2 separate regions of the Homo sapiens genome follow, and region 2 is linked to region 1. A link is an interaction called in ENCODE POLR2A ChIA-PET data of the cell type or tissue named here. Cell type or tissue: CD4-positive, alpha-beta T cell. All regions are shown on one strand. Each heading gives the region's core, and the rest is flanking DNA. Links, peaks and the distances in the headings are about the cores only. Region 1 overlaps LOC124909441 (a long non-coding RNA gene). Region 2 has its middle 7.1 kb from the start of ZBTB38.

What was found. Peaks named below come from ENCODE experiments on the same cell type or tissue, not always from the same donor. Only the 100,000 strongest peaks of a DNase experiment are listed, where the experiment ranks them.
Region 2: POLR2A ChIA-PET joins it to region 1 with 19 read pairs; 20 of 35 experiments call an interaction of 5 or more read pairs at or near these places.

What each region holds. Positions count from the first base shown.
Region 1 is chr3:141,304,136-141,309,516 of GRCh38, forward strand. It overlaps LOC124909441 (a long non-coding RNA gene), which reads left to right. Exons shown (of 4, transcript XR_007096119.1): 2 at 1,621-4,272. It also overlaps the pseudogene PHF5AP7. Among named protein-coding and RNA genes, the nearest start is that of ZBTB38, 62 kb to the right of the region's middle. In CD4-positive, alpha-beta T cell, for the core only: no CTCF peak of the experiment used is centred there; DNase peaks (open chromatin) are centred at 3,036 and 3,436; H3K4me3 peaks cover 459 bases; H3K27ac peaks cover 2,939 bases.
Region 2 is chr3:141,358,750-141,364,130 of GRCh38, forward strand. It overlaps a transcript of ZBTB38 not described here. Among named protein-coding and RNA genes, the nearest start is that of ZBTB38, 7.1 kb to the right of the region's middle. In CD4-positive, alpha-beta T cell, for the core only: a CTCF peak has its summit at 2,298 (motif pointing right); a DNase peak (open chromatin) is centred at 2,282.

The sequences.
Region 1 (5,381 bases), core at 306-5,305:
ATCTTTATTGGGCACACTGCTGTCCCAAACAAGCTCAGCCTCCTTTCACTCGAGAAAAAAGGGAAAGTGGGTACTGGGTAGAGAACTCGCAGTGACTACCACACTCTCCAAAGCCACCATTACACTGAAGGTGTGGATGCTGCGCCACCCTGATCCCCCACTTCAGGACTTCTTCCCCCAGTTGCTGGTGGTGCTTGGCTGTCGGTGCTTTCAGGGCACTGCTCTGGAGCAGAGAGCCATCTGCTGAAGGACATGCTCCTTCCCAGGGCAGCCACATCCAATGATTGGTCAGAATAGGGATCGGAAGGCCCAGGGACAACCCTGAGGGGCCATCTCAGCTTCAGAGCGCCTTTGGGGTCAAGCCAAGGCCTTGTGACTACAACATAGCCCAACTTCTGCCTCATCCAGCATCCTTCACAGTGTTGAGAGCACTCCCCAGCAACCCCCTGCACACACGTCTGTCTCAGACTCTGCCTCCTGGGAACTGACCTGAATGGAAAGCAAGCAAATCCTAGAGGCTAAGGTCTCTGCTAGCATGGGCAGGAAAGCTGGACTCATTTCTAGAAAAGGGATAAGTATCTATTGATGACCAATAGATCTTCTATCACTGCCTTTGAGAGGCTTACCATTTTATTGCAGAAGCTAAGTATGCACATAGGAAGCAGTAGGAAAAATTTGATTTCAGACAATCCAAAGCTAATTACAGAGGGCTGTGACTTACCATTTGTTGAACAGATACCATGGGCTGGACACTAGGCTGAACATTCAACTAATGTAGTCTGTGTATCTCACAGTATGAGTGAGCACTTGAAGTAGGCATTTATTATCCCCATTTCACACGTAAGGAAAGGCTCTGAGCTCTGAGGCTCAGAGGTAGACGTGTACATAAGATCACACAGTCAATAGTAAGTGGCCAACTCAGGACTGGAAAGTGAATTATGCTAGACTATAAACTCTTCCAGGTCCCTCTAGCTTGGTACCTCTCCCTGCGCCCCCTACTCTGTTACGTCCACACAAGTGAATAAGTAAACTTGACACTTGGGCTACAGTCAAGAGTCTACTCTGCTCAAGGGGATGATCCCCTTCTTGCATCTCTGTTATGGATATTTATATTTCTAGCTCCTTTTGTTTCTTTTCCCATTTTTTCCTAATGTAGCTTTTCCAAGAAAACGGAATCTTGTTATAATAGATTGTCTTAGCCTGGTCTCCCTTGAAGCAGAGTCTGAGAAAAAAAAAAAAAAAAAAGCTTAAATGTAGTAGTTTGTTAAGTTGGTTAGGGGATGTGGTACCAAAGGAGCAGGAGTGAAAGAGGGGACAGAAGGGGAAGGAGGGAAAGCCAGTGTAAGGATGCACAGGGGCAACTGGGTGCTCTATCCCACAGGACCTCCTAAGAAGGCTTGGGAAATACATCTCAGAACTGTTCACTTGTGGGAAACATTTATCCATTGGCTACCAGCCACAGCTGCCTTCCCTGCTCTGCTGACTTGCATGTGCATGACTGCCCAGCAGGAGGGTGCCTTGTACACCATGGCATCAGAGAAACACTAGGGCAGGAGGCAAGAGAATCAATCTCTCTCTCTCTCTCTCTCCCTCCCTCCCCACCCCCATGTGTGGACACAGTAAGAAGGTGGCTATCTGCAAGCCAGGAAGAGAGGCCTCACTAGCAACTGAAAATGCTGTCTCCCTGACCTTGGACTTCTCAGCCTCCAGACCTGTGAGAAATAAATGTCTGTTATTTAAGGCAAAAAAGAGAAATCAGTAACTGGAAAAAGACTAAGAGGGTTGGAAATGGAGCACGAGATGCACTTTATGTGCAGGATGGGCCAGCACTTGTTGAGCATTTCAACGCCCAAGACATGCAGTGTGCTTTTTACGCAGAACCTTGTTTCATCTCACAGTAACCTGTGACTTAAAGATTATCATCCCCTTTTCTTTTTTTTTTTTTTTTTTTTTTTGGAGACAAGCTCTCACCCTTGTCATCCAGGCAGGAGTACAATGGCAGTAATAGCTCCCTGCAGCCTCAAGCTCCTGGGCTCAAGCAATCCTCCCACCTCAGCCTCCCGAGCAGCTGGGATTGCAGGCACGAGCTACCACACTCAGCTAATTTTCATATATTTTTTTGGAGATGGGGTCTTGCTGTGTTGCTCAGGATGGTCTCAAACTCCTGGGCTCAAGCAATCTGTCTAGCTTGGCCTCCCACAGTGCTGGGATTATAGACATGAGCCACCCCGCCCAGCCTATCATCCCCATTTTTAAGACAGGGAAAGAAACTGAGAGGAGAGGTCACTTGCCAAGGCCTCTCAGCCACGAAGTGGCAGAACTGGGAGGCAAACTAGTCTGACTCAAGCCCTTACTCATAGTCATTATATCATTATATTAAACATTCCTCACAGGGGTCTACAGAAAGCATGTGTGATGGCTTACCAATACATACTAAATAGTTCTCTCCGGCATGTATAGATTTTACATTCATGACAGCGTAAATCAAATTAAAAACGCTTCCTTGGCCCTCCACAGCCTTCCAGATAAAATCCAGGCTCCCTAAGGGCCTCCCTGAGTACATGGACTGCAGTTGTTGATGGATTTTCTGCATGTCTGGAAGACAGAAAAAGCGTCTTGGATCATGGTGTGGGGTGTGAGATTGACAGGATCTCCGAGAGGACAGTCGCTTCCAGAGCACTTCAGAAGCCAGTGATTTCTCAGTCCTCCACTCTTCTCCCCTTCCCTATCTGTGGTCTCCAGTGTGATCACCTAGAAAAAGAGCTTTGGAACCATATAGACCAAGCTCAAATCCAGTTCTCTACCACTTCGCAGGTGTGGAGCCTCAAGCAAGGTACCCAGGCTCCTACAATCCCTAAACCAGGGATGATGACTCCCGCAGAGTGTATGTGAAGCTCCAGACACATGGACCATCTCCACCTGGCAGGAGTCATTATTTCTCACAAATGACTCTCTCCATTGCTCTGAGACACCAAAACCAGTTGAAACCAGAATGACAGCCCTGCCCACATTTTTTTTTAATGTGAAAGATGAAAGGTCCTCATTTCTTGTTCTGATAGCTTCCTGCCACACACTGAAGTCTCCTCAAGGACACGTCTTTTACTGCATGCAGCTTCACAGTCAGCTCCTCAAGCAGAAGACTGAACCGTGACTTGTTTTTAGAAGCTCTCCGGGTAGGGAGGACATATCCATATGCAGGACAGAACCTTGCTTTTCAAATTCAAGAAAAAACAGTAACTAATCTATCGATTCTTCTGTGATTCAGTCTGCCAGGGTGTTCTGTAAAGAATCCTTTTCCATCCCTATCACACATTTGTACGAAAGGGGAGGGAGAGGTGGCAGGGTCCCAGTACACCGGCAGGCACTTCGGCGATGCCCGGGGCTCCGCTCCCTTTCTGTTGATAGTTGTAGGCGTCATTTCTGGCAGCTGCTGCAGCTCGATGCAGGGAAGGAAGGGGCCACCCACCAATCACCTCTTTCTGATGCCACATTTTTGACGTTCATGGAAGAGGCCTGTCTCAGAGCTCCCTAAGCTGACAATCTTTGGGCAGCCATCTCTATTCTTCTCCTGGCTGGTGCACTCCTTACAATAATAGGCATCAGAGACTCCCATGGCCTCCACAGATCTCACAGTGTCCCTGGTAAAAGCCATAGTTACACTCATCATATAAGCATACCAGGGTGAAGGGACAGACACAGCGGTCACAAATCACACACTTGCCGTCAGTTTTCACACAATCTTCCGATGGCAACATCAGCCTGCTTGCAGCAAAAGATCAAACCCAGATAATGTTCAGCCGTAGCTCCTGCTCACGCTGCATTGCCCTCTTTTTAAAGCCAAGAAGCCCATCTGGAGGCATCAAATCATGCTTTATGCATAAGTAGGAGCTACAACGCATTGGCCACATGCACCTCCCTTGGGGGGACTCAAATTTACTGAATCCTGCCTTTGTGCCCAACACTGCATTTGGAACCTTATATAAACATCTCCACTATTCCCCAAGAGGGTTCATCCTTTCCCCTTGTTTCTTCATTATCTATGTCTAACTTCCATCCTTCCTGCTTTAGTTGGACTTGCTGTTCATTTGAGAGGAAGCTGCTGACCACAGAGTTCAGCAAAAGAATGGGAGTATGGAGGCTCAAAGTGTGGCCCCTGGAGAAGCTGAATGAGAAGTAGCCCTGGATATGGTGTAGACTCCCACAAACCAGAGATCCTGCCCTCAGTGCCTCAGCTTTAGGAAGCTGCTCCCTGCCTTGCTCCTGGGCAGACAGGTATGGTATTGATTTCCCCATACCCCAGCATCCCCACCCCAGTTTCCCTCTCTTCCCCCATTGCCCGGTGCTTTGGCTGGCATGCCCCTGACAACCAGGGAGGGCAAGTCCTTCTCCTGGTGGGTAGCCGGCTGGCTTCCTCCCAGCTCAGAGCCAAGCATGCCTCAATTAGGTACGCCCTAGGATGGGAAGTCCTTCCAGGGGCCTTTCCTCAAAAGCCGGCCAGAAGTGGGCTCCTTCAAGCCTAAAGTTAAGCCGATGGAGTATGCAGGGTGGAGACGTGAAGGAAGGCCACACCACCTTCTGGTGGCAACTCCGCCTGGCCCACGTTTTGCCGCTTTTCCTCTTTCCCTGTCAACCACACCACGTGAGGCCTCTTTCCCAGCAAACCAAAGCTCCCTCTGGCGGCCCAGGAGGAGTCAAATCTTCTCCCCACCTGTGTACATTATTTTCCAGCTGTAGCAAGTAGAGACACGCTCTGTGTCCAGATGGCCTCACCCCAGCTGCCCTTTTGTCCCACTGATGAGCCAGGTGTTTAGCATTTTAAACAACTAGCACTCTGATTGACAGACTGACCATTAAATTGACTTTCTGACTGATGGATCCTGATGGACCACTGTCTATCTGAAAAGTTAATCCTGAGTAATTGACTGGCTGGTTGGCTGATTAAATATCTAAACACACAAATCACTTGATTGACCTAATGGATTTCTTTTTTTGTTGCTTTTTGGTTTTTTGTTTTTGAGGCGGAGTCTCGCACTGTTGCCCAGGCTGGAGTGCAGTGGCGTGATCTCCGCTCACTGCAAGCTCTGCCCCCCGGGTTCATGCCATTCTCCTGCCTCGGCCTCCTAAGTAGCTGGGACTACAGGCGCCCGCCACCATATATATATATATATATATATATATACATATAGTATTTTTAGTAGAGACGGGGTTTCACTGTGTTAGCCAGGCTTGTCTCAATCTCCTGACCTCGTGATCTGCCCGCCTCGGCCTCCCAAAGTGCTGGGATTACAGGCATGAGCCACCACACCTGGCCACCTACTGGATTTCTTACTGATGTACTAACTGTAGGTAACTAAACATCTGACAAGCTTAAACTGACTACA
Region 2 (5,381 bases), core at 332-5,331, 55 kb after region 1:
AGCAACCACTAATCTATTTTCTGCCCCTATAGATTTCCCTGTTCTGGACATTTTATATGCATGAAAACATAGAATTTGTGGTCTTTTGTCAGTGGCTTCTTTGATTTGGCACAATACTACCACTAAAGGCTTGAACTACAGAATTCTCTAACCAAACTGGCTCTTTAGAGAGAAGGGACTGGATTCAGGATGGTGGATTGGGGCTGGGCGACCAAGGAGAGCCATTAGGAGGCCAGTGAGTAGCTGTTATGTGGTCATATGAGTGCTCAGTAAGGAAGATTTTGGCTGCAAGTAAGGAACACTGAACTACAAATGGCATAAATGACAAAGACATATTATCTTACTAACAGGAAATCTGGAAGTAGGTGGTTCTCGAGTTGGCCCAGGACTTACCAGTGTTGCCAAGGACCCAGCTCTTCCACCTTTCTCTTCACCATCTTAATGTACTGGTTTTTACACTCTGACCTTCCCCCTCATTGTTGGAAGATGCTGCTGCTCTTCAAGGAATCACCTCTTCATACAATTGCCTACAGAAACCTGAATCTCTGGCTTTTAAGGAAAGAAACTTTTTCCCAGTGCTCTACCCAAGAAACTTCCCTTCATGTGCCATTGGCCAGGATCATGCCACACATCCATGCCTTAGTTGCGAGGTAGGCTGAGCATGTGCCTATCTGCCATTGTCAGCCCCTATGGTGGGTGGTGAGCTGTGCCCAGCAAGAAGGAAGGAAGAGGTAGTGGCAATTGTGTAGGCTAACAACAGTGTTTGCCACAAGAGACAAAGAAGATCCAGGATAGTAGAGCATTCTTAGTCCAGCAAAGGACAGTATTTTTTGAAGATAAGAATGTGGTCAAATGGCACAGTGAAGATAAGAAAAACAGTAATCAATAAAAAGATAATGGGCCAGGTGCAGTGGCTCATGCCTGTAATCCCAGCACTTTGGGAGGCCAACGCAGGAGGATCACTTGAGCCCAGGAGTTCGAGACTGGCCTGGACAACACAGCAAGACCTCATCTCTACAAAAAGTTAAAAAATTAGCCAGGCATGGTGGTCCATGCCTGTGGTTCCAGCTACTCAGGAGGCTGAGGTGGGAGGATTGCTTGAGCCCTGAAGGTTGAGGTTGGAGTGAGCCATGATCACACCACTGCACTCCAGCCTGGGCAACAGAGCAAGACCCTGTCTCATAAACAAAAACAACAAAATTTTTTTGAGTTGTCTTAGTTTTTCTTATAAATTTGTCATAAGATGAAGTTTTAAAACCTCATATTCAATAGAAAACCAACAGTGCTTCCTATAAAGTGCCCATAATAATAAATACAAAAACAACAAAAGAATCTTACTAATTTCTAGTTAGACAGCATAGCCTACAGAAGACTCTAATCCTGAACCAAGCTCTCTACAAAAGGGTGAGATCCCAAGTGTCAAAGAGGCATTAAACACATGCACCACACAATTCAGTGTCCTCTAATGTCTGTCATAGACCATCTTAGCTCTGGGACCCCACAGTGCTGCTTATAATCTGTGCTGTTGACTCTAACTCCTGTATGACAAGCAAAGTCAAAAGAATCCCCTGTGTGCCTTGATGCTTGTTTCGGCGTGTGCCTGGAGTGAGGGATGAACGTCTTAAGCTTTGCCATCAGAAATTGCCATTTTTGTACATCAAAAAGGGTCTACAATTGTCATTTCTAATACAGTTCGGCCTAATCAACCACCAAAGATTTTAACATTGATTCTGGGGAGGCATGAGGGGATGGAAAATCTTTTAATTATATTTTATTATATTACTCTTATTTATGAACATGTATTATTTTTGAATCATTAACAATTCTAATTTTTAAAAAGTAAGGAACAAAAAGAGAGTGCTTAGTCTGAGCTGTCAAAAGCTGTGAATAAGCTGTAAGTCCCTGGGCAGGTCCCGTCATTTTTCTAGTCTAGGATTTCTTCACCTCGGCACTATCGACTTACTGGACCAGATAGTTGTGTTGGGGTCGGGGGGCTGTCCTGTGTATTATAGGATGTTTGGCAGCATCCCTGGCTTCTACCCACTGTTGACGGTATTACCCCCAAAATGACAATAAAAAAGTCTCCAGATGTTGCCAAACGTTTTCCAGGGGGCAAACGCACCCCTGGTTGAGAATCACTGCTCTTGTCCTCAGTTTCTCATCAATAAAAGGAAGCACAGAACCAAGTGCTTTAAGCTCACCTAAAGCACCAAATTCTCTGACTCCGTCAATGTCAAATCTGTAAATTTGTTTTCCAGAAGCTATTTTCCTCCAGAGCCACTAGAGGGGACACTCTGCTACACAAAGGACAAAAACAGAGCACTCAGGGAACTTTGTTTTCCTCTCCTCTTGACTTTGTTTCTGTTTCTGACCGCCCCAGCCTTAAATAAATAGTCTTTGATGTTGAGTGTGATAACCCCTTACCACGAAGCATGAAGAGTTGTTTGTCTTGTGCCTGGTGCCATAAAAGTCAGTGTTTTTAGATATGGCGGGGAGGGGAGGGCAAAATATTCTCTGCTTTTTAAACATTCTTTGTAAGGTAGTCAGATGAATCATGCCTCTAAAAAAAGATGTGCATTTCCATAAGCGGAGCCTGCAGGACAACCAGGCTGGGAGGTGGAAAATCTAGTTCTGTTCCTGGTCCTGCCACTTCTGGGCTGTGTGATGTTGGCCAAATTTCTTGACTTCTCTGGTTTTATATAGATAACAGAACTGAGGAAGCTGAGGCTGAGAAGTTAAGGTCACACAGTATGTTAAGTGGTCAAGCAAGGACTTGCGTCTGACCCATCAACTTCATAGAATAGTTGTGAAAACCAGAAGAGATGGAGAAAGTGAAAGAGTCTTGAAAAATAGAAAACCCCACAACAAGTTCAAGGTGTGAATGTGTAGATATTGTGGGAATGAGAGAAGGGGATGGCTATGGGGTAGCATGAGGGAGCAGGGTAGGTCCAGACAGCAAACAGAAGTTACTCCTTCTCCAAGTGTTGTAAATTACAGGAAAGAGCCTCAGTGCCCCCAAATACTTCACTACTGATGGAGCTTCATCCCTAGGACTTAAGGTCTCCATCCCTATAAAAGTGGACAGATCACTAAGAGGAGTTTACTTTATGCTCTGATGAGTTGTTTATACACCTCAGCGAAAGTGAGGGATCTACAACACTGGTTTTTAAACATTTTTTTAAAACCCTGAACCACAATAGAAAATATGTTTCACAGAGAGACCCAGCTCACATACATATTATAAAATCGAAACGAAAGTGTTAGTTATAATGTACTTGGATCTTTTCTATTGTTTTATTTTATTCTATCACTTGCAACCCATGCTGACCCACTAAATAATGAGTCCTGACCTGCACTTGAAGGTATTATACTAGAAGGTTTTGTGGAGGGGAAAGAGTTTAGGGTCCTGGAGCTGGTCTAGGGAGGAAACAGATGTGTCCTCCGAACAGTATTCAAGGATCCCTAAAGATGAACTTTTTACAAGTTTTATAGTTTTCCAAGGGCTGATTCTCTGAGGCGTGATTCAGGAGGAAGAAAAGAGAACAATAATTCCAAATTTGAATTCCCAAAATTCACCCAAATGAGTGAGGATGGGCCATTGGGTAGCAACCTCTAGACTGGATTCTCAGAGGTTATGATCTAAACCCCCCACATCATTAACATAAAATAGATAACATAAAATATAGATAGCATAAAATGACCACCAGCACAAAAAACATTTTTAATCCAACATTTATTGAGCCATTATTATATATCAGACATTGCACTAAGCACTTTACATGAGTGATAGGACATAAATTAAGTTTAAGTGTTCCCTGATTTTCTTCTCTTCCTGCCCACTAACAAGAGTTCTGGCTTTGTTTGTCCAATTTCTTTTTCTGCCCCAACAGAAGAAGAACTGGACAGAGCGGAAGGACCAGAGGAAGGCTGATTAGGACTGGAGAAAAGATTTCAGGGAGTTTGGGAGAAAGAAAGGGAGGCAGAAGCTATGGGGTGTAAGAGGCTTGGATAGGAGGGGAAAAGGATGCTGAGGGGAATTGAAGGGGCTCTTTGTGATGTTTGAGAAATGCAAGTATTAATATGAGTTAATTAGAAATTACTTTTGGTGACTAGACTGGGTTTCTTGGGCTGCAACCCTGCCCCCCACCCCAAGACTGCACCCTGTAGGTCATGGTCTGAATAGGGTTACATATGCATTATCTTATTTAATCTGCATAACAAACCCATGAGGTGGTATTAGTATTTCCTTTTTCTCAGATGAAGAAAAAGAACTTGATACAGTCTAAGTAACCTTACATTACATGCAGCTAATAAATAGTGAAACCAGGACTGGGACTTAAGACTTTTGATCATGAAAGCACAAGCTCTTAAGTCCGTGAGCATAGATGATTCCCAGTATAAACAATACCAGTTAATAAAATACTCGAGAATAAATTTAACAAAAGAATTGCAAGACTTGTACACTGAAAACAACAAAACATTGCTGAAATAAATCAAAGATCTAAATAAATGAGAAGGTTTCCTAGGTTTATGAATCAGATGACTGAATATTGCTAATATGGGATTACTCCCAAAATTGATCTGCAGGTACCATTTAACATCTATCAAAACCCCAGCTGTATTTTTTGCAGAAATTGAGAAGCTGATCCTAAAAATCATATGGCAATGCAAGGGATCCAGAATAGCCAAACGATTTTGAAAGAGAACAAAGTTGGTGGACTCACACTTCCTAATTTCCAAACATAATATGAAGCTATAGTAATCAAAACAGTGTGGTACTGACATGACAATAGATATCTAAATCAATGGAATAGAATTAAGAGTCCAAGAATAAATATTAATATTTATGGTCAGTTGATTTTTGACAAAGGGGCCAAGACAATTCAATAGAGGGAAAAATAAATAAACTCTTTATTTTAGAATAGTTTTTTAAATAAACTCTTTATTTTAGAATAGTTTTATATGTACAGAATTATTGTAAGAATAATCTTTTCAACAAATAGTTATGGGACAACCAGATAGCCACATGAAAAGAATGAATGTGGATCCCTACCTCACACCATAGGCAAAATTAACTTAAAGTGTATCATAGATCTAAATGTAAGAACTAAAACTATAAAACTCTCAGAAGAAAACTCAGGTGTAAATCTTCATGACCTTGGGTTAGATAATGTTTTCTCAAATATGATGCCAAAAGTACAAGTGATGAAAGAGAAGATTGATAAGTTGGACTTTATCAAAATTAAAAACTTTTATGCTTCAAATAACACCAACCAGAAAAGAAATGACAACCATAGACAGGGAGATAATATTGTAAAATATATATCTGGTAAGGGACTTTTGTCTGGGGTATATAAAGAATCCCTAAAACTCAAAAATTT